Linked DNA regions of Mus musculus: all the other regions are linked to region 3. Evidence: chromatin loops called from intact Hi-C (ENCODE). Cell type or tissue: heart. All regions are shown on one strand. Links, peaks and the distances in the headings refer to the core of each region. The heading gives the core; the rest is flanking DNA.

Evidence for each region. Hi-C counts contacts between places; a loop is a spot of excess contacts. Peaks named below come from ENCODE experiments on the same cell type or tissue, not always from the same donor. Only the 100,000 strongest peaks of a DNase experiment are listed, where the experiment ranks them.
Region 1: it touches region 3 in a loop (4-fold over the local background); 30 of 42 quality-filtered maps call a loop at or near these places.
Region 2: a loop joins it to region 3, with 4 times the contacts of the local background. A loop is called at or near these places in 14 of 42 quality-filtered maps.
Region 4: it touches region 3 in a loop (6-fold over the local background); 25 of 42 quality-filtered maps call a loop at or near these places.

What each region holds. Positions count from the first base shown.
Region 1 is chr10:127,175,106-127,180,842 of GRCm38, forward strand. It overlaps Slc26a10 (solute carrier family 26, member 10), which reads right to left and starts at 5,477. Exons shown (of 18, transcript NM_177615.4): 1 at 5,126-5,477; 2 at 4,520-4,630; 3 at 3,624-3,781; 4 at 3,238-3,402; 5 at 2,833-2,985; 6 at 1,982-2,064; 7 at 1,702-1,849; 8 at 1,467-1,580. The coding sequence starts at 5,468. In heart, for the core only: a CTCF peak has its summit at 2,749 (motif pointing right); DNase peaks (open chromatin) are centred at 2,806 and 3,446; H3K4me3 peaks cover 3,656 bases; H3K27ac peaks cover 299 bases; H3K27me3 peaks cover 4,146 bases.
Region 2 is chr10:127,120,936-127,126,672 of GRCm38, forward strand. Os9 (amplified in osteosarcoma) reads right to left here and starts at 225. Exons shown (of 15, transcript NM_001171026.1): 1 at 22-225. The coding sequence starts at 183. In heart, for the core only: CTCF peaks have their summits at 2,736 (motif pointing right) and 4,485 (motif pointing right); a DNase peak (open chromatin) is centred at 2,736; H3K4me3 peaks cover 1,330 bases.
Region 3 is chr10:127,226,630-127,232,366 of GRCm38, forward strand. It overlaps Kif5a (kinesin family member 5A), which reads right to left. Exons shown (of 29, transcript NM_001039000.4): 24 at 4,663-4,879; 25 at 4,295-4,448; 26 at 3,940-4,007; 27 at 3,520-3,547; 28 at 3,116-3,227; 29 at 1-1,792. The coding sequence ends at 3,149. Among named protein-coding and RNA genes, the nearest start is that of Pip4k2c, 18 kb to the left of the region's middle. In heart, for the core only: a CTCF peak has its summit at 2,469 (motif pointing left); a DNase peak (open chromatin) is centred at 4,438; H3K4me3 peaks cover 422 bases; H3K27ac peaks cover 280 bases; H3K27me3 peaks cover 3,004 bases.
Region 4 is chr10:127,161,562-127,167,262 of GRCm38, forward strand. B4galnt1 (beta-1,4-N-acetyl-galactosaminyl transferase 1) reads left to right here and starts at 3,595. Exons shown (of 11, transcript NM_008080.5): 1 at 3,595-3,958; 2 at 4,443-4,661; 3 at 5,157-5,321; 4 at 5,438-5,544. The coding sequence starts at 4,444. It overlaps Gm51819 (a long non-coding RNA gene), which reads left to right. Exons shown (of 3, transcript XR_003949045.1): 2 at 1,081-1,130; 3 at 2,104-2,122. In heart, for the core only: no CTCF peak of the experiment used is centred there; DNase peaks (open chromatin) are centred at 3,640, 4,400, 4,520 and 5,530; H3K4me3 peaks cover 2,489 bases; H3K27ac peaks cover 1,528 bases; H3K27me3 peaks cover 4,273 bases.

The sequences.
Region 1 (5,737 bases), core at 305-5,304, 52 kb before region 3:
CCCCGACCCGAGTGGGAGCTTCTCTCCCTGGCCGACTAGCCTGTCTCATCTTCTTCAAAACTCTCCCTCCTCCCCCAGAAAAGTCTCCTTCCTCCCAAAACTCCATCAACACAGAAAATGCCCTTCTCACCCCGTTCTTGATGTTCTGCCAATCACACTTAACCCCTCCCCCCAGCTAAATGTCTATCACTTGCCAGTCCCTCCCAGATGTGCACAGTTCAACCTCCCCATTCTTATAGCCCATCGCCATCTGCAAAGGTCTTTTGGTACTGATGCTTTGAGAAGCAGGCTAGCCATCTGTGTAGGATATAGCAGGGAAAACAAAACATATAAAGGTAGGAGTGGTATGTAACCATTCTTTCTTTTTGTTTACTGTTGTGGTTTGGTTGTTTTGGTTTTTGGGTTTTTAAAAGGTTTATTTATTTTATGTACATGACTACACTGTCGCTGTCTTCAGACACACCAGAAGAGGGCATCTGGCAGGGAAATGGTGGTGTACACCTTTTATCCCAACACTTGGGAGGCAGAGGCAGGTGGATTTCTGAGTTCAAAGCCAGCCTGGTCTACAGAGTGAGTTCCAGGACATCCAGAGCTACACAGAGAAACCCTGTCTCGAAACAAACAAATAAACAAACAAAGAGGGCATCAGATCCCATTACAGATGGTTGTGAGCCACCATGTGGTTGCTGGGAATTGAACTCAGGACCTCTGGAAAAGTGGCCAGTGCTCTTAACTGCTGAGCCATCTCTCCAACCCGAAGGTTTTGGTTTTATTTTGTTTTGATTTGTTTTGTTTTGTTTTTGAGATCCTTATGAGAACCATCAGAATTATTTTATCTCCTACATTTATAGGTATGTGTGTGTGTGTTTGAATGTGCGTAGAAGCACAAGTGTGTGCAGGGACAACATACCTGTGTCCCAGTTCTTGTAGAATTCCACACTGGGCCTCCTCCCCCATCACCTTATTCATCGAGGCAGGATCTCTCAGCTGAACCCAAAGCTCTTGGGTTCCTGCCCCCATCCCTGCCTTCTAGACAGGTCACCATACCCATGGACCTGGAGGCTTGAACCCCTGTGCTAATGCTTCTGCTTTAACCACTGAGCCATCTCCACAGAATGGTGGCAGTCCCCTTTCCACAGTCACTATGTGCCCCAGCCTGCCTTGAGCCCCAGACAATCCTCTGCTCTGTCAGCCTTCCTAGTTCCAGAACTCTGGGTATGTAATACAACACCTTGATGTTACTGTTTTTATTTTTAATCAGGTCTGAGGCATTGTAGCTTTTGCTTACGGCCAACAGAGGTCCTCATGGAGTTCCGTTATTGTCTAACCCTCCTCTTCATAATCCCATTACCATCCTGGAATATGTAGATGCTAAATCCTGGGTTATCCACCTGTTCCCCACTCTCTCCTGCCACCCCTGTTGAATGTCCCATCCTTTCTCCTCATCCTCTCAAGGATACCCTTACCTGTGTATTCCCACCAGCATCCACTAATAAGCTGGTTGTAGCCAGTGTGGCCGAGTTGGGAAAGCAAGAGAAGAGAGAAGAAATGAGGTTGGAGACACCGTGGGCCAGGAGTTCCTAGAAGGACACAGCAGGATGAAGATGGGGAAGACGTAGGCACGGGGTGGGGTGGGGTGGGGAGGAGTGAGGCTAAGGGGCTTAACTCTGAAAAGGGATGACATTCACAATTAAGTCACACCTGATTGGGCTCAATAGTGTAGCTGTACTTGTCTGCATAGATGGAGGCCAGAGAGGTGGACACAGCAAAAGTCACCAACGAGATAGGCAGGGAGTCGGCCAGTATCCTGGGCAGCTCATCCAGGGTGGGGAGGAGGGGTTGGGGAAATCTAGGGAAGGAGAAAGCCAGGATAAGGGTGGGTCCGCCGCCGGTGCTACAGGGAACAGAGGAGACAGGAAACAGGAAGGGGCGGGGCAGGGGAGGGGTATCTTGGGAGAGGTGGGCGAAGTCTTTCTCTTACCCTCCAGGCAATGGTCCCACTACCTGGACATTGTATCTTGTGTCCAGGGAAGAGGTGAAGCAGAGCACCGTAGCCAGAAGCACCTGAAAACGATCACACCTTTTGTTTCGTTTTGTTTGTTTTTGTGTGTGTGTTTGTGTTGGGTTTTTGTTTGTTTGTTTGTTTTGTTTTGTTTTTGAGACAGGCTGTCCTGGAACTCACTTTGTAGACTGGCCTCGAACTCAGAAATCCGCCTGCCTCACAAGTGCGTGTGCCACCACTGCCCGGTTTAGAAGAAAGAGGTTTAACATGAAAGAGAATCCCTTTGCGAGTGTGGGGGCCTCTCTAGAGTGTAGCAGCTGATGAGGCCACAGACTAACTCACCTACACTGAAGGAAGAGTCCGTGTTTGCCCGGAGAGAGGGACAAAGGATCTAAGAGGAGGTCCTTTGGGATTGATGGACACAAAAGACACACTTGAGCCAAGTGAGCCATTCTAAGCGGAGAGCACATGTGAGTTGCCTGTGGAAAGCTGTGGCATTCATTTACACTGGAGGAGTTATCTGGGCGGGCAGTGAAAGGAATTACAGTGAGGGTCCCCGAGGAGAGAAAAAGTGCAGTGGGAAGGAAGGAGAGGAGCAAAGAGAGGCCTGACGCTCGACTCCGGTAGTGGAACAGTTCAGGTGTGTGTATGTGTAGCGGGGGAGTTCGGATGGCTCAACTGCTCTGGAAAGATGCTTGGAAAAGTACGCGTCACCGTGATCTCTCGCTTGTGACTCCTGAGATTTCCACAAGGGGGCGACAGCCTCTAGATCTCACTGGATGGGGAGGATCCGGATACAGCGGGGTCCAGGGATCTAGAGCCGCCCTCACCATGACAACTTCTCCTGGGATTGGAGTAAGTAGCCTGTCCCGGAATCGCACGTTTAGTTCCTTGACTGGCACTAGCAACACCAGGCTGAGCGCCGAGATGGTCACTTCTGCAGGACTGCTCTGGGACAGGGCGCTGAGCACCGCGGCCAGCGTCTGCGGGCAGGGACAGTGTGCAAAGGCCGGGTACCAGCGTTAACTGACCCCGAGAGACTCAATACCAACCCACTAGGCCGGGGCAAAACTCTCTTTCCAGAGGCCATCAAGGCTTCTACGTCCCCAGCGCTCTCACGCAGCGCCATAGTTCCTTGCATTCATTCCTTGTTGCCTATCTTAACCCCTTCACCCACCGTCCCTATCGAGCCACCCTTTCCCGTGACATCTAGAAACCTCTTTCCCCACCCCCACCTTGAAGAGAGAAAAGCAGCCGATCTGGCGTGGGAGAGACAATCCCAAGAGGCTTGGCAGCTGGGACACCAGCACGTGCAGCGCGGCCCCGCTGGTCAGCGCCTTGATCACAGGCTCCGATAGAAAGGTGGACAGGACACCAAGCTGCAGCACGAACATCCCCAGCTGTAGAGAAGGCGGCGACAGGTGGGGTCGGGGCGTGGTGCGAAACCTCCAACAGACCAGCCCGCACAGTGCACCAGCTTCCCCACGATATATCTGCCACTCCGGACTGGAAGCCAAGTTCAATGGTGTTTTTATCCTCCCCTCTATCCTCTGGCACAATTGTGTTGGTCCTTTTCGGTGGATTCATCTAAGGTCCTCACCCGGGTCGAGTCCTCGCTTACCATTAGCGCCCCACTCCCGAAGGCCACAGCGGCTGCCGCCCCAACTCTCCGAGCTTCCAGTTGCTCCCTTTCGATTCCACTGAGGTTCCCCGCGAGGGGTTCGGGCACCACCCTCTCGACTACAGAACCGGTCATTAGACTGAGTACTGCGAAAGTTCCTGCAGTCATGGGCCAAATGCAGAGATTAGCATTCGTGCAGCCTGGGGCAGAGCAGCAGCCGTGACTCGCACAGTTCTGGAGTCTCACATGCGTCCCATCCGCTCTCTTAGAAGACCTTAGGATCACGAGCTGGTGCAGCAGCCAGGAACCGATGCGGAAGAGCGCACCCATGGAACCAGTGGGCAAGGAGAAAAGAGTGTACCCACTGGCAAAAAAAAAAAAAAAAAAAAAAAAAAAAAAAAAAAAGTGCCCCTTCCTCACGCTCTCACTGGACCGTGAGCCACTGTGCACCTCTTTCCCTTCAAGGTCATGGTCCCTTCAAGTTGTTTCTTTTAACCAAATGTCACAGGGGACAAGGAGATCCTTGTAAACTGTCGCCTCTATACCCACTCCAACAAGCCTAGGGAGGCGACAGAGTTCTGTGCAAAGGGGGTGGAAATGGGTTGTGGATCCCAAGAGAGGTGGCAAGTAGGAGAGGGAAGGGGGCAGAGGGGAATACAGCCCCAAAGCTTCCAAGTAGCAGCCTTGCTAAGGTGTGTTTGACCCCTGCTTTTAATCCCAGCACGCAAGTGGCAGAGGCAGGATCTCTGAGTTTAAGACCACCTGGTCTGTGGGGAGCTTCAGACCAGCTAAGACTATAAAATGAGACCCTATCTCAAGGGATGAGGGTATGCCTCAAGTCCCTGTCTATTTTCATCCCAAAGAGAAGCAAAGTCATGAGCAGTGTGGCCACTCACCAGTGGACAGGTGTCTCCCAGTGCCCAGTAAACTGTAGATGAGAACAGGAAAGAAAGACGTGTAGAGTCCGAACACCGGGGGCACCGAGGTCAGGAGGGCAAAAGCCATGCCTGGTAGAAAAGTAGAAGGAATCGGGGTGGGGTGGGGTGGGGATGGGATGAGGGTGGGGATGGTGGGGTGCACAACCTCCAGATACTGCCCTTCCCAACACTCTTGGGTTGACACCAGATACTATCAATCATGGCCCCGGAGGGAACGGAAAGGTTAATTAATGGGCCTCAGTGGGAGGTCGTGAGGCTGACAAGGTCACAGATCCTTGCCCACGTCCTGGGTGGCAGGTTTTGTGCCTCTCTACAATTCTCTGAGGCAGAACAGAGTCCAGTATATCTCGCAGAATTGCACAGATGTGGAGGGATGGGGGTGGGGAATTATGATGGAGTCCCTTAGTCCTCTCAAACCGAACCTCAAGCTCCTCCTCTCTGATCCTCCCCCATGCAGGGACACAAGTCCTCCACATCACTGCTGGACTCTCAGCTTCCCAGGGCCCTGCCCTGAAAGCCCCCCATAACTTGGAATTCCAACGGGCTGAAGTTGGGGACTCTTACCCTGGGGCACGTGCACAACGCCCACGGTTACTCCAGCCACAGCATCTCCGAGCAGCCAGGCTCGCCAGCGGTATTGGGGCAGCCAACGCAGCGGGGGCAGCCGTGCCAGCAGCACGCGCCACGCCCCCGGCCCAGAACAGGCGCTGGCTCGCCTCCTCCGCAGCCTGCACAAGCAGGGTAGGCAGGGCTCCGCTGGCAGCTCCGGCTCCGGCTCTGCGCCCCCGAAGAGCTCCTGGAACCGAGCGTGGGTGAGAGGTTCTCTGAACCTTGAGCTCAGCGGAGACTTAAGGTCAGAAACCTCTTCCGGATCTGAGCAGGTCCCAGAGGCAAGTGGCCCACTCATTTTGTCCTTGGCCCCCTGCAGCATCTCCTGGTCTTAAATACCCTCTGTTCCATCAGCTCTGAGCCCGCCTCTATAAAGCAGGGTCCAATCCGGACCTGTAGGGAGTACTCTCTAGAGTACCTCCTTGGGTCAGGCTTGGGTGGAAAAAGTCCCTGTGTTAGGCGTTTCCTCAGATATCCTTTCTTAGCTCTGCCTAAGAACCTGGGGGCCTGCTGTGAGGATGTTGAGGAACCATAGGGAGATAAGAGACCCACAGTCACTTCCAGTGA
Region 2 (5,737 bases), core at 399-5,398, 110 kb before region 3:
ACCTCGCCCCACACCCCTTACCTGCCCTCCCATGACAGGCAACGGCAAGATCTGGATGCCATAACGCATCTCACTCAGCTCCTCCAAATTCAGGCTCCCGACACCGCCCGTCAGACGCGCAGGTAACAGGAGCCCTAGAAATAGCAATCCCAACAGACTGGACAGCAGCACCTCCGCCGCCATCTTCCGCTCCGTCTCTGCTAGAGATGTCCCTTCCGCCCCAAACCTGGCAGCGGCCTCACCCGCCCATTAGCGCCCCAAGCTTTCATTGGCTGTCCGGGAGCTCTCTCTTACGTAACGCATCCTCATTTGTAAACGTGGCGTCAAAGCCTCCAGGGAGGCGGGTCGCATTGTTAGTAAAAATCAATAGCTGTTTCTGATTGGCCAAGAGCAACAACCAATCATCGGCGAGATTGGGCCCCTCCCCTCCTCGCTCCTTAATCCTGAGGTGTGGTATGTGGCTGTGTTCTTTTGCCTGTTGTCTCATCCCCAGCTGTCGGAAATAAACCTTCTTACTATTTTTCATATATTTCTTGCAATGTATGGCATCTCCATCGGGCAGAATATTGAAGCGGATGGTGAGTGCGGGGGATATTTTTGGAAGTTACTTAATATCTTTTCAAAATATACTATACAGAAGCATGCTTCTTCATAAAAATATACATATATCGCACAGATATTTATGTATGTACATATATAATTATGTACATATTTACATTTATATACACACAAATATACATGTACATATTTTTATATACACATATATGATAATATATTACCAACAACCAAATAATCTGTGTCAAAACCTGAATTTGCCCTCCAATAAAATTATTTTAAGAAGGAGAGTGTGGTAGTGCATGCCTGTAATCCCGACACTCATGACACAGAGGCAGGAGGCTCAATAATTCAAGGTCATCCTCTTCCATATTGTGAGTTTGAGACCAGCCTTCGATATTTGAGTCACACTCTCAAATACACACAGACACTGGCTTAGCAGGGTTCAAGCTGCATCACAGTTGGTGTACACACCTGGAATCCAAGCAGTCATCCTTGGCTACATAGAGTTGGGTTCAAGCCTGGAATACATAAGACTCTGTCTCAAAAGAAGAAGAAATAATAATGGAGCCAACAGTGGAGGTAGATGCCTATAATTATAAGCTGAGGCAAAAAGATGAACAGTAGGAGCCAGCCCAGCTTATGAATAGCAATCTTTGAGGAGGAGGAGGAGGAGGAGGAGGAGGAGACAAGGAGGAGGAAGGCAGGGGAGAGGAGAAGGAAGAACTAAAAATAAGGGCCTTCTGGTTAAAGTTGGGCTGGGTCTTGGGTATGTGGGTAAAGTGTCTGTTTGTCCAGACTGTAAGGGAAAACCTGTAAAAACAAAAGGGAAATGAAGCTGGAAACAGACGGTAACTGAATTAGCAACCCTGAGAATATCAATTCCTAGACAACGGCAAACGAGAGACATTATATACCATTGGAAAATTTCTGCGGGGAAGCTCACCACGCCAGGGGAAAATCTAAAAGATACACAGACACATATCCTGCTTTTAACACCTTGGGTTATGTGCCTGCACACAGACTTTTCGATCAGATCTTCATAAGACCTCACAGTTAAAAACTCGGAAAGCCAAGCACAGTTATCTATCTAAGGGAAATCCTTAATACACAAGAAAGAAACCAAAACAAGCAAGTCAGAAAGGAAAAAGCAAATTGGAGGCTAGAGAGATGCCTGGGGTGGAAGAGGCAGGGGTAGATGGAAAAGTGTTTTGGTGTAGGCCTGAGTTCATAGAAAAATCTAGCTCAGCCGACAATCTGTCATTTCAACTCATCAGGGCAGTTTTATGTCAGTGTGACACAAGCTAGAGTCATCTGAGAGAAAGGTGCTCCGCTGAGAAAATGCCTCCACAAGATCAGGCTGTAGTCCAGCCCATAGGACATTTTCTTGATTAGTGAATGTAGCCCAGCCCATGGTGGGTGGAGCCATCCCTGGGCGGATGGGCCAGGATTCTATAAGAAAGCAGGCTGAGCAAGCCAGTAAGCAGCAACCCAGCATGGTCTCTGCATCAGCTACTGCCTCCAGGTTCCTCCCCTGTCTGACTTCCTTCAGTGATGAACAGTGGCGTGGAAGCATAAGCCAAATAAATGTCCTTCCTTAACTTGCTTTTGATCCTGGTGTTTTATCACAGCAATAACAACCCTAAGACAAACAGAATAGGCAGATCCTGGGGGCTTCTTGGCCAGCCAGTCTAGCCAAATTGGCAAATTGGCATGCTCCAGCGTCAACCAAAAACCCTGTCTCAAAAACAAAGGTAGGGAGCAATAGAGGGAGACGCCCGTGCCGATCTCTGGCCTCGATATGTCACAAACACTCACGTATGGACGTACACGAGCACACCCCTCTTATTCAAATTAAAAAAAAAAAAAAAGCAAATTAGAGCAAACAGATTGCCAAGCAGGAAAATGGCTTAAGTGTCCTCGGTGGAATAATCCAGTGCGTCTGAAAAGAGCGCACTGCACGGCTGAAACCTTCAGTGAGTCAAATCCAGGGCTCTATGTGGAGCCATACCTGGCGAATGTGCAACACTGAAATACATCCCCATTTCAGGCAGGGTGGCACTTAGCTCAGGAGACCTAGAAGTCATTATCCTGCTCCACCCTCAAGCACTGTAATTAGAATGCTGTGTTTTTCTTATTGTTTATTAATTTGCATGTATGTGTTGTGCCCAAGGAAGCCAGAAGAGGGCGCTGAATTCCTTAGAGCTGGAGTCACAGTAAACTGAAAAGCCAAACCTCAGTGCTGGGGAGCCAAACCCAGCTTCCCTGGAAGAGCAGTGTGTACCCTTAACTGATGAGCTATCTCTCCAGCCCCAAAAGTATATATATTTTAAGAAGATTTATTCATTTATTATATGTAAGTACACTGTAGCCGTCTTCAGATGCACCAGAAGAAGGCATCAGATCTCATTATCGATATTTATAAGCCACCATGTGGTTGCTGGGATTTGAACTCAAGACCTCTGGAGGAGCAGCCAGTGCTCTTAACCTCCTAGCCATCTCTCCAGCAGCACCCCCAAGCTATTTTTTTTAAATATTTATTTATTTTATACATATGAGTGCTCTATTTGCATGTATAACAGAAGAGGGCATCAGATCCAATTATAGATGGTTATACATGGTTGTGAGCCACCATGTGGTTGCTGGGAATTAAACTCAGGACCTCTGGAAGAGCAGCCAGAATCACTGAGCCATCTCCCCAGACCTTTAAAAGAAAAAATTATGTGTGTGTGTGTGTGTGTGTGTGTGTGTGCAACTACCATTCAAATAAACAAAAGGAGTTCTTAGAAAGCTAAACTATAATGGAAGAAAATAAAAACTCAACAGAGGGGCTGGAGAGATGGCTCAGTGGTTAAGAACACTGACTGCTCTTCCAGAGGTCCTGAGTTCAATTCCCAGCAACCAACTGCATGGTGGCTCACAACCATCTATAACAGGATCTGATGCCCTCTTCTGGTGTGTCTGAAGAGAGCAATGGTGTACTCATATAAATAAATAAACCTCTAAAAAATTTACTCCAGGTGTGGTGGTGCACACCTTTACTCTTGGCACAACAAAAGCAGCAGCAGGTGGATGTTCTGTGAGTTCGAGGCCAGCCCGGTCTATACAACAAGTTCCAGGACAGCCAGGGCTACACAGAGAAACCCTGTCTCAGGAAGAAGAATACAGGCAGGCATAGTGCCAGGAAGTTCATTTTAGTGCTCAGATGGCAGAGGCAGGCACATCTATCAGTTGGAGGAGCAAGCCTTGGATTCATAGACCCTGTCTCAAAAACAAACAAACAAAAAGAAAAAAAAAAGATATTTAAAAGGAGCTCCAGGGCTGGAGAGATAGCCCAGTCAGTAAAGTTATCCTAGATAGGGCCTGTGTCGATCCCCAGAAGCTGGGTAATCCCAGCAGGTCACCGGCAACACTCATGCTTGCAATGCTAGCACTGGGGAGGTAGAGACAGCATGCCTGGGCCCTCCGGCCAGCCAACCTCCTCCATCTACTAGGTGATGCTAGGCAGTGAGACCCTGACCAAAACAAAACCCCACCGAAGCTGGCTAGAGGAACAAGAGCAAATGCTAACCTCTGGCCCCAAAAGGTACCAGCACAGGCATACATGCACATACATGCACATGGACATGAACACAGATACACAGACACGATGAATAAGTGTTTCATGATGGGCAGGGTAACCTGCTTGTAATCTCAGTACCCAGGAGGCTGCAGGAAAACGGTTGCAACTTGAAATCCAGCCTGGTCAACCCATCAAGTTCCAGGTTAGCCAGGAATACATATCAAGCCCTTGTCTCAAAGAAGAATTGCACATTGGTCACAACAATTTTTTAAAAAGACTTATTTGTTTTATGCAGATATTTTTTTTATCTGAATGTACACCTTTGTGCCAGGAGAGGGCATCAGATCCCAGGACCGATAGATGGCTGTGAGCCACCAAGTGGTTGCTGGGAGTTCAACTCAAGAGGCAGCACTTTTAACCACTGAGCCATCTCTCCAGGGTGAAGCCAGCAGTAGTGGCACAGGCCTTTAATCCCAGCAGAGACAGGCAGATCTCCATGTTGGAGGGTAGGCTGGTATATATAGTGAGTTTGTGGACAGCCAGGGCTACACAGGGAGACCCTGTCCTGAAAAGCAAAACAAAGAAAAACCCCACAACAAAACAAACCACAAACAAACAAAACTAAAACCGAACAAACAAACAAAGCCCAACAAATGAACAATTTTCAAAGCTCCTAGAGGAAAGAACCAAGCTGCCCTGCAGAGATGACAAGTCAGGGCAACAAGAGCCTTATCAGTTCCCAGGCAATAAGATGACAGTTAAAAAAGCTTACGTGTGGTATTCACAGGGGGCGACACCACTTCAGAACACAGAGGACACCTGTAGTTTCCAGCTCCCCTTGGGAAAACCACTGTGACCTTTGCAATTAAGCCTCGTTAATATTCTGAAACTTTTCGATAATCATAGATTCTTCTTCAAAAATTTCTAAACTAAGCCAGGCGTGGTGGCGCACGCCTTTAATCCCAGCACTCAGGAGGCAGAGGCAGGTGGATTTCTGAGTTCGAGGCCAACCTGGTCTACAGAGTGAGTTCCAGGACAGCCAGGGCTACACAGAGAAACCCTGTCTTGAAACACCAAAAAAAAAAAAAAAAAAAAAAAAAATCTAAACTATAAAATATCCCACACCCAAGCACATTGGGTATTATGGTACAAGCCTGTAATCCTCTACTCTCCAGTCAGAGGCAGGGGGATCAGAATTTAAAGTCATCCTGAGCTCTGTGAGAGTTCCAGGCTAGCCTAGGATACGTGAGATTCTGTGCCAGTAAACAAACAAAGAAAAGGGCAGCAAACAGAACAGAGAAAGCAGAAACCCGGTTAAGTAACTATCAGTTTAAGAGGCTAACTCTACGGTATTTTTGTGCCTGTTTTGTCTTCTTATTTTTCAAAGATGTTTTTACCTCTGTTTAGAAATGTACTTTAGTATTTTTAACTGTGTGTATGTGTGTGGGTATGTGCTCACAGGAGCCTCAGATATCCTGGAACTGGAATTACAGGTGGCTGCCCGCCATCTGATGTGTGCGCTGGGAACAGAGCACGGCTCTAGGCTAACTGCTGAGCCATTCCTATGAAGAACTCTAACAGGCCCAAACCTGGTACTGGTTGGTCCTGCCCCTCCCCTCT
Region 3 (5,737 bases), core at 549-5,548:
AGCTCATAGTTGCCAGCTGTCACCCACAGGGAGTTTTCCTCCCAGGCCTAGCAGGGTCTGGACAGCAGGCTGCCCTCTGTTGGAGAGCCCTGGTCTCCCATCCTGGGATGGACTGGGTATCTGGATACTCAACTGTTTTTCTTGGCTTAGGCTGAGTACTGACCTTCATCCCTGCAGCTGTCTGGAAAAATACCTTAGCAGATGGGAGGACAGGACCATCTGAACTAAAGCAACGTCCGTCCTCTTCAGTGCTGGGCAGGAGGGGACCTGAGCTGAGATGGCAGTGGGGAAAGCATTAATTTCATGCTCTTAGCCCCTGCCAGTTCGGAAAAAAACTGTCCTGTCCCCACTTCCTTCCTTTCCTCCCTTCCTTCCTTTCTTTCCTTCCTTCCTCCCTTTCCTTACTTTTCCTTCCTTCCTTCCTTCCTCTTCCTTCTTCCCTTTCCTTCATTCTGAGATAGGATTTCCTCCCGTCATAGTACAAGCTCTCCTGGATCTAACTGTGTAGTCCAGGATAGCCTCAAATTTAGCAATTTTCCTACCTCGGCTTCCTGAGAGCAACATTCGAAAGTGTGAGCCACTACACCCAGCTTCTGCTTTTTTGCTTTTGCAGTGCTGGGATCAACAGCAGAGCTTTTTCCTGTGTCAGGGAGGCCGCCTGCCACCATGCTCCAACCTGCTCCCCCACCCCTGTCTTTAAAGTGCACTTGGGACCAGATGGAGATTACAGAAGGAACTGTGTTTGGGGGAGGAAGGTATACTGGGAACAGGCCAGATTCCATTCTGAAGGGACGGCATCTAGAGACGGCGATTATGCCAACAAACCGGAAGCCCCAAACCAAAGTCAGGAGTGGGAAGCACACACAGCCCAATATGGGAGAAAGAACGAGCTTGGAGCTTCAACCTGAGGGTTCTGTGACAGAGTAGCACACAGTAGTCCCTCAGCCTGCTCACTCCCCAGAGCCAGGGAGCCAACCATTCTGACTCCACCTGCGTATAACTATTGGCACAGACAGGTGAGCAGCGGTTTCTCAGCAGTCCGCCTTCTCGAATTTTCAGAAGATGTTTTAAACCAACTCTAAGTTCTGGTTGTGATATCTGGAGTGGAAAGTACAAGAGGCTTGGGCCAGAAAGGGAAACAGTCCCTTGAGTAGTCCATGCTCTCCAACCAGGGAAGGGAGCACAAGGCAGACCTCACAGGGCAGAGGAGACCGCCTCCAGTGTGCTGACTCCGGTGAGGGATGCGTATGTGTGAGGGAGAGAGCGGTGTCGCAACCTTCCACTGGGGCCTCCTCTGTGTTCTGTGTAAAGAGGGAAGGGGTCTATTTCTCTCTTTTCGTAGATGCTAAGACATTCCTCTGCTTAAGGCTTTGTATGTACACTGTGTGTGCATGCGTGTGTGCGTGTACACGTGTGTTTGTGAGAGAGAAGAAGGGCAGCCTCCCCGCTCCCATTTTTCCTTTATCTTTTGTGACCTCTACTCAGTGACTGACATCACTCGGTGTAAGAAACGAGTCTATGGAAGAAAGAAGAAATATTCCCTCCTCCCTAACGCCCAACGAGGAAGGGAGACTATGCTTAAAAACTGCTAAATACATCATCAGATACTTAGAGGGGAGGACAGAGAGGAGAGACAGCAGCAGCTTCTGATAGATAGATACAGAGTACAAAGAGATACGGAATAGGAGGAGACATCAAACAGTCCAACATCACGGGCTGGGGAGGGAGTTAGTGTCAGAGACCACAGGTTTTGCAGCATGCTGAGAGAAGAGGCCTCAGTCCCTCTTAGAAACTGGGGAAGAAAGAGAAAGAGGGTGTGAGGAGCCAGCCCGGCCTGGCCTCTGTGTAGGAACAGACAACATAGAACACCACGAAGCCAGCCCCACCCCCCACTGCCAGCCAGTCCAATCCATGTTTCTCCACCCCAAGTCTTGCCAGCATCCTCTCCCCCTTAACACATCTCTTTCTCTCCTGCTTTTCTGCCTGAGCCACTGTCCGGGGAAAGCCTGGGAGGGACGCGGCCTCGTGCATCTCAGCAAGACTGGACATTTTCTCTTGATTCAGCAAAGGAGCTATAAAGTGTACCATAACATAGGTCTCTCTGACCATCTGGGGTCTAAAACAAACATGGAATATGCCCGGTGACACCAGGTCCTGGTGTGATCGGGGACTTGGTGTGATTGGGGAGGTGTTGAAGCTGGAGGGTTAGTGGATGGGGAGGCAGCTGGTTTCCATTTTTACTGACCGTACTGTTGTTTCTAGCTAGAGACACCGAGAGTCTTTGGCAGCATATGTCAATCCAGGAGTAGTGCAGACATCACCTTTACACGAGGTGGCTTAGACATCTCTGTGTATCTAAGGCTATTTTAAGGCTATTTTAGGGTAAAGGCACAAGGTAGTAGACCGATGGACAGCAGCCCTTGCCTTTAACAAAAATTTTAATGTATGACAGTGACCCCTAGTGGTAGAAATGAGTACTGTGATTACCACCAGCACCTAAGGGAAGGCTTGGGGCCATGGGAGGTCAGGGTTGGCTATGAATGAGATTTGGGCTTTTTAGCAAATGTTTCTGTTTGGTTTTGATACAGGGTCTCATGAATCCAGGACTCCTTTGAACTCATGATCTCCCTGCCTCTGCCTCGTGCAGCCATACAGGGCCAAGCAGGAGTTGGAAGATTTTGGCTCAGTCACTAAGTGCTTACTGAACAGACATGAGGACTATGTTTGGATCCCCAGTACCCCAGGGGACAGAAATGGGCAGATATGGGGGGTGGGGTGGGACAGAGGGAGGGTGGGGAGGTGACTGACCAGCCAGTCTACCCCAAAACAGCAAGCTCCAGGTTCTGTGAGAGACCTCAAAAAGTAAGATGGAAAGTGAGAGAGGAAGACACCCACACCAAGGCTGGCCTGTGGATGTGAGCGCGCACACACACACACACACAAATGAAGACACCCACACCTACTAACCTTGGCCTCCTGATGTGGGTACACTCATGCACACACAACACACACATACAGACACATACAAACATATACACATACACATGAACAGGAGAAGCAGCCATGGCCAGACAGGAGGAGGCTGGGGCTAGGGAGGGAAGTGGCCTGCAGCTACCTGAAAGTGCAGATATGTGGCCAGGGTTGGGAGTTAGCTGGCTGCTGTCTCTTGGTGGAGAGGGAAAAGCTTGGCCTGGTCCTCAGCCTCATAGCCACACGGCAGGTCACTCCTGGAGGAAGAAACAGCCTGTCAACAGCTCTGCCCCCACTGCGGCCAGCACTCTGACAGCGTGCCTGAGATACTGAAGGGCGGGTGAGGGCAGGAAGGATGCAGGCTTCCTAAGGAACCTCAGGCCTTGCCCAAGGTCGGAACGTTCCCTGAGGTACGGAGAAAGTACCCATGGGAGTGCCTGGATCTCCTGCCTCATTTCTTCCCTCCTCCCCAGAGCTCCAGGGAAGTCCTCTTAGAGAAGTGTTATTCGATTTTTTTGGGTCCCGCCCAGAGACCCCAAGTCTGAGTACCTGTTGTCGTTGATATCTGTGGCATTTCCTGAAGGGATGAGAACACAGGGTTAGAAAAAAGCTGGCGTGAGGAACAGTCTTCACAACCCCTCCCATCCTGAAGCCCATGCCTCTGAACTGGTAAACTGAGGCACTCTACCCTCACCACTCCAGAAAATAGTGGGTTTGGCTGGAGACCTAAGCAAGCCCTTAGGAGAAAGCTGGTCCACATGAATCGTACCCAACCCCGGTACAACCCCTCCCTCCCCAGCTGTACCAGGAATGGGATGCAGGGCAGAAACCACACTAGGCACAGGCTGTTCCACGAGCTCTCCCTGACAGTATCGTTTTGTTTGACCCTCCAGTGAGAGGAAGGTTCTGTTCGTGTCTGTTGTAAACACCTCTCATCTTCCCTGGGAATCCTGCGTCTTCATCACTTACCATTGTCCATGTTGGCCTTCTGGTAGGAAGCCAAGGGGGCAACAGATGTGGCTCCGCTGCTGGCAAAGCTGGAAGGAGCAGAATACAGATGCAGCCCACCATTCTGAGAGCCACTATGCCCACCTTCCTCCCGGTCACTCACCCTTTCTATGCCTGCAACAGAGGCCACCAATCATGGCGACAAGGAGAAAGCACCCACCTCCTAACCACGACCCAGAAGACCGCGAAAAGGGTTAGAAACCACGGGACTCAGGAAATGCATTTTTAAAGGAACCAAGAGCTGACACCACCCTAATGCCTTCAGAGGGCCCAGATGGCCTTGGGCTGGAACTGCGGCCACACCCACGTCACTCACTACATATCTGAAGTGGAGCTAGGCGCAGCCTGCAGGTGCAGGTTCTGGTAGTTCTGGAAGAGGTTGTTGGTGTAGCTGATACACTCGGGGCTCCGGGTGCCGTAGGGGTTGGTGGGTGAGGAGGCAGGATAGTGGCCAGGCCTCACAGGCTTAGCTACAGAACAGAAGAAACAACCGTGAGAAAGCTATCATCGGTTACCCGAGTCTACCTGGCCCCAAGGTCAACCCCAGCAAACCACAAACTGACAGCGTCATCCTCTGGTGGAAAGGCTGGGGACTAAAAGCAAGCGTTGAGTGGTCTGGCACTTAGGGACTGGCTGCGTTTGCCTCAGGTGGCGATGCGGTCTCACCAGCTGACATCCACTCACCGATCTGGGCAGAATGGCCCCGCTTGCCGGAGCTCTTGTACCGCACGGCTTCTTTGATGCGGTCCACCTCCTGCTGGTATCTACGCTTGTCCTTCATAGCGCCCTCCTTGGCCTCCTTCAGTGCACCCTCCAGGGCCTTAACTCTCTCAGCCGTAGCCCGAAGTCGTTTTTCCAATTTAGGAAGCTCACAACGCAGATCTGCATTGTCACGTACCAGCTGCGGAGTGAGCCGCACGGGAGAGCCCAGAAGAAAAGCCGGTGACCCAAAATAGTCACCCAGAGGAGCGTGGGGGTTGGGAGAAGAGAGAATAAAGGACAATCAAGGCCCTGTCAAGGGACCTCCTTGCTCTAGCAGTGTGTGGCTCTAGCCGGTTCTTCCATCTCCCTGTTTTCTTTTTTCCTTTTTTTTTTTTTTTTTTTTTTTTTTGGTTTTTCGAGACAGGATTTCTCTGTGTATCCCTGGCTGTCCCGAGCGCTGGGATTAAAGGTGTGTGCCACAATGCCCGGCATCTCCCTGTCTTCTAAGTGGCAAAACCTGCAGCTCTGCTATGGCCCTGTCCACGCGCCATCCATCTGGACACTCCCGTCCGTCCACTGTACGCCACAGCCCATGCCCGACCCACAGCTCCAGGGCCCCATGGGGATGAGATGGCTGAGTGAGCGTGCCAAGGCAGGACAGCAGGAGCACATGACAGAGGGTGGACACAGGCTGAGAAGGGCGCGGCAGGTGAGAGCCTGGCAAAGTAGAAGCTAGGCTCTGTAGAAGCCAGGCTCTGGGACCCATGCAGCCACACACACAGAGCCTCGCAGGAAGGAAAGGAAGTCCTGAGATTGCACAAACGTTTGTGCTCACTGCCTTTCCCCAGGGACCCCCTGGGCTGTCTTCCCCTACCCTGTTAAAATTATGCCAGAGTGTGATGGTAACCACTCCGCAGTGAAAAGGCCATTGGATCATTTTGCAGTGTCTATACATTGATGGACACTTGAAACTACTCAGGTGCAAGGCCTTGGGAGCTGGGAGGGAGGGAAGAAGGCAGGCAGGTCAGCACAGCAGAGAGCATGATGGGAAAGGGAC
Region 4 (5,701 bases), core at 702-5,701, 65 kb before region 3:
GGCCCTGTGATCCATCCAATAGCTGACTGTGAGCATCCACTTCTGTGTTTGCTAGGCCCCGGCGTAGTCTCACAAGAGACAGCTATATCAGGGTCCTTTCAGCAAAATCTTGCTAGTGTATGCAATGGTGTCAGCGTTTGGAGGCTGATTATGGGATGGATCCCCGGATATGGCAGTCTCTAGATGGGCCATCCTTTTGTCTCAGCTCCAAACTTTGTCTCTGTAACTCCTTCCATGGGTGTTTTGTTCCCAATTCTAAGAAGGGGCAAAGTGTCCACTCTTTGGTCTTCGTTCTTCTTGAGTTTTACCGGTTGGAGATTCTTATAAATGGCCAAGTCGGTGCTGGGAATCAAACTCAGGTCCTCTGGGAGATCAGCCAGTGATCATAACCCCTGAGCCATCTTTCTACATCCCTCAAGATCACTTGGCAGGGGGTGGAGGTGGGGTGGGGGGGGGGGCAGTGTTTTCCAAGACAGGGTTTCTCTGTGTAGCCCTGGCTGTCCTGGAACTCACTCTGTAGACCAGGCTGGCCTCTAACTCAGAACTCCACCTGCCTCTGCCTCCTGAGTGCTGGGATTAAAGGCATGCCCTACTACGGCCTAGCTTCAAGAGCATTTTTTAAACATATATTTACCCAGGAGTTCTCTAAACTCTCAGATTCAAGTGATCCTCCTGCCTGATCCTCCTGAGTAGCTGGGAATGTAAACACCACTATGCCCAGCTAAGAGCATTTTTATAGTGAAATTAAAAATATAGATTTCTATTCTTTGATATTGTTAGTTATCTTTCATGGATGAGGGGTTCATCACTGAGAGATATGTCCAACCTTTTTTTTTTTTTTACATTGTTTTCCATAAAGTTCACACTTCAGATCCATGAGATTGAATTACAAGGGAAAAAAAATCCAAAATTTGTGTTTTAGTTAAACATACGGTTTTGTGTCAGACGGGATTCATAGCCATCTTGTGTGGTGCATGTGTCTTGGAAGCAGAATAATTCCCTGGTTACATGGATAGACGCTGTTGAGTTTTAATCTTAATTTTGCCCCCTCAGCTAAGCAATCCCTGTTTTCTCATTTAGAGAAGAAATAGGAGCCCCTGGATCGTAGGAGCATCGGTGGTTATCAAATGGTAAGCGGAATGCTCAGCAGGAGGAAAATGAAAACTGGTTAGGTAGGTGGCATAACTCAAACCGCCCTGCTCCCTCCAGCGCTTGTGTTAGAGCATGTGGTTTCAGATGGAGATGAGCTCACTGTGGTGGGGAGGCAAGGCAGAAGGAGCAGGAGACTGAGAGAGAGATCACACCTCAGCTGACAAAACCCACTAGAGAGAGGACAGGAAGTAGGCTGAGGCTCAGCGGAATGCTCAGCAGGAGGAAAATGAAAACTGGTTAGGTAGGTGGCATAACTCAAACCGCCCTGCTCCCTCCAGCGCTTGTGTTAGAGCGTGTGATTTCAGATGGAGATGAGCTCACTGTGGTGGGGAGGCAAGGCAGGAGGAGCAGGAGACTGAGAGAGAGATCACACCTCAGCTGACAAAACCCACTAGAGAGAGGACAGGAAGTGGGCTGAGGCTCTGAACTCTCAGAGCCCAGCCATAAGGACGCGCTTCCTCCTGTAAGGTGCCTTCTCCATCCAACAGTGACATCACCTGGAGACCAGGTGCTCAAATATCTCAGCCAATTGAGGAGCCTCTTCATCCAAACCACCACATCCTAACACACGGACACATGTACGCACATGTATGAAGAACATATGTGTGTGTGTGTGTGTGCTTCACAAGATATTTCCATGCGTAGGGAAACAATATATGAAAAATCTCAAAATACCATTCTCTCAATGAGGTTAATCTTCAACACTTGTGCGTGTGTCTGCATGTGTGTGCTGTGTGTGTGAGAGAGAGAGAGAGAGAAGAGAGAGAGAGGGGGAGAGAGAGAGAGAGAGAGAGCCTGAGGAGACCAGAAGAGGGCACAAAGTCTCCTAGTGCGCAGTTATGAGCCACTCAACATGGGTGCTTCGAATCAAACTTGGGTCCTCTAGAAGAGGGAGAAAAGCTCTTAACCACTAAGCCATATCCCCCAACCCAACTGTTGGCTTTCTGACAGGGTCTCACTTACTTAGACCAGACCAAACCTGCTAACTCCTCAGCTCCTGACTCCACGGTGTTAAGAAAGGCATGCGCCACGTCGGTTTTGATTCTACCAGTCAAGAATAAGATGACTGCCACAATTTTTGAACAAAATTTGAAGCAAGCTTTAATACTAGCCAGGATGATGGACTCTGGCCAGTCCACTCCAGGGTTCCTAGAAAATGGCCACCAGCTACAATGGCCAGGTGATTATAAAGGGCTAACTCACAGGCTATGCCTTGGTCAGATGGAAGCAAGCATACATCCTGACATACTTCCTCCTACCTACCTCTCAACTCCCTGTGATCCCCTAGAAAAGTGAACGCATGTGGCTTGCTATCTGATACGGGTAACAGCTTCCAGAGAATCGTGGCGTATCTGTCCTCGGGCAGGGAGTTGACCGGTTACAAAGATCATTTTGATTCACGGAGTTCTTGGGCACAGTAATAAAAACCTAACTTTGCATTCTACACCCGATGTCTATCAAGTGTTTTGTAAATAAATTTATTCCTATTTACAATAATATTCTATCTACATGTGGGTCTGTGAAGGGGTATCCAGACGCCCGGGAACTGGAATTATTGTTGTAAGCTGCCATGTGGGTGCTGGGAATTGAACCCAGGTCCTTTGGAAGACCAGCCAGTGCTCTTAACTGCTGAGCCATCTCTCCAGTAAGTGTTTTATATAGACAGGTTTACTAATATTTCCCTTCGCCTCTTGCTTAGGGGATCTCTTCCGACTGTAAAGGAAAAAAAGCCCTTGATTTATTTTAAAGGTTTTGTAATTCTACTTTTAGCATTTGATCTGAAACTTCTGGTTTAAGGGTGGGTTTTCCCTCTTCTCCCCAACACACACACACAGTTCATTCAATATTGCTTATCTACAGCCCCAACCCCCAGACACATTTTTCATTATGTTTTACCTATTTTTCTATTCAATTTTGATCCTTCTGAGAACCACAGGACTTTGTTTCTGGTCAGTGTCGGGAATCAAGCCACCTATGGCCTACTTCACTGTCCATCTGGCCACTTTCTGCGGTTCCTCTTCAAGTCTGTACCAAGAAGCAGTTAGGGGAAGTAGGCCGGCCATTGAGTAACGGCTTGCCTCGGTTGATGGCTGGAATTCGGAGCCAAGAGGTCAGAGAGAGGCCGCTGTCTTTGTTGCTCGTGAGGCAGTGTTCACCTCCAGGGCTGGCTGGTTTTATTTATTTCATCTTCCCCATCCAAGTGTTCCTTGAAATGAGGTTAGACCGCATACTGAACCCAATCGCCCTTCCTGGGGCTACACTGTGAACGAGTGGGGAAATGGCGGGGACCGGGAACTGGCATCTTAGACACCGCGGTTTGGGGACGAAGGGATGTGAAAAGGGGGGACCTTCCCGGGAGGGCTCATCGCCTAAGCAATCTTCTCCGCGTCCGCCAGACGGCGCCGCGGAGCTCGCCATCCCCGCTCAGAGCCCGAGCCTGTGCCGCAGCCAGCCCGGGAGCGGCGCTGCGCTGCGGTGTGAGAGCCGGGCGGAGGCCTGAGCCCTCGGCTGCCTGGGAGCGCGACGCGGTGCCAGGGCTTCCCCGCTTTGTCGCTGGGGCTGGGGCGCGGCGGATTTACGATCCAGTTCACCCCGGCAGGAAACGTTCAGAACCACCCCCGCGCTGCGGTCTACAAAGCCCCGGAGTCCGCAGGCGGGAGGAGTCGGATCCCCGACACTGTCGGGCTCCCTCCCGCCCAGCTCCCGCATCAGGCCGTCGCCGGCCTCATGAGGACCCCCCGGCCGGGGCGGAGAACCGGGCACTGCCCGGACCGCGATCCTGCCGCGGCCTTAGAACGTTAGACAGGTCAGTGCGCTGGCACGCCCGGCGGCCGAGGTGTGGGCAGGAGCGGCGTCCTCCTGGCCTCGCGCATCGTGCCCGTGGCTCAACGAGGCCACCCGAGGGTCACCGAGGCCGGGCACCCGCGAGCGCGGGCGCGACACCGTGCCTTCCCTGACCCGCCAGGTGCAGTACAGCCGCCCCTCCGCAGCACCCTGGCCCGGCTGCTGCCCGTGGGGTGGGGGTGGGGTCCCCGAGGGCTGCGCACCCAAGATACTGCATGTCACCACGGCAAGCCTTGGGTGTATGCGGAAGCCCAGAGGCGAGAGAGAGGCGGAAGAAAGGAGGCCGGGAGACCTTTGGCGTGAGCATGAGGGAAGGGGTGCGCGCCGTGCGGAGCGGAGATGGCTGGCCTTGGGTACCTGCGCGAGCCTCGGAGGCGGCGGGGTCCAGAGTCCCGGCCCTCACGTTCTCTGAGAGCCTGGTCACCTCTCACCCTCCCCCATATCAGGATGCGGCTAGACCGCCGGGCCCTCTATGCGCTAGTCTTGCTGCTCGCCTGCGCCTCGCTGGGTCTCCTGTACTCCAGCACCCGAAACGCGCCAAGTCTCCCGAACCCTCTGGCATTGTGGTCGCCCCCACAAGGTCCCCCGAGACTCGATCTGCTAGACCTTGCCCCTGAGCCTCGCTACGCACACATCCCGGTCAGGATCAAGGAGCAAGTGGTGGGGTGAGTGCGGACCGCGGCGTGGCGGCGGCGACAGCGCAGAACATGCTGGAGGGGGTGGCCGGGGAGCTTTTGTTTCCTCCAGTGCTAGACTCGGACGCTGCTTACTGCTGACTGGTTGGGTGCAGTTATCAGGGAGGTGGAGAGGGCTACCGAAGCTTGAACTGGGGGGGAGACAGGGGCGCGGCAAATCTATCCTCCTCAACCTTGTCGCCGCCACTGGAGTGTGGGAGGATGTACAGGCAAAAGAGCACCCGGAGACTGCCTGCTGTCTTGATTTAGACTTGAGATTCCAGAAGGGTTCCTGGATGGCGGCTACGTAGACATCCTAGTAATTGGCCCTAGTTCGCACCTCTGTAACGCACAGATTTAAGGGATAAGCTGTCTCTCACCTGTGGGCAGAGTTGAGGGATCAAAGTGTGCAGCGCTGTGCGTTTTGTGAGATAAATGGAGCTTAGGTACCTACCTGGACTCTGAAGCCGCTTCTCCTCCCTTTAGGCTGCTGGCTCAGAACAACTGCAGTTGTGAATCCAAGGGAGGAAGCCTTCCCTTGCCCTTTCTGAGACAGGTTCGGGCGGTTGACCTCACTAAAGCCTTTGACGCTGAGGAGCTGAGGGCTGTTTCTGTCGCCAGGGAGCAGGAATACCAGGCCTTCCTTGCAAGGTACCAGTGAGAGAGGAGGATCCAGCTCTTCCCAGGGAGGCCAGTGGTGTCGTAGTGACCCCGTTGGAAGAAAGAGCTCCTCTCCTACTGACTCCTTTATCACCTCTACACTACAGGAGCCGGTCCCTGGCTGACCAGCTGCTGATAGCTCCCGCCAACTCCCCCTTACAGTACCCCCTGCAGGGTGTGGAGGTTCAGCCCCTCAGGAGCATCCTGGTGCCAGGTAAAGAAGGAAGGTCTCAGGGGTTAAGTCAGGTCGTGAGGGTGGCGGAGCTACAGGCTAGCAGGTGGAGATCTCTGACAAAGAGATATGGAGGCAGAGGGACTCTAAGGTCGTCAGGTATTGCAGGAATACCTGGGAGGCTTATGAGTAAATATCC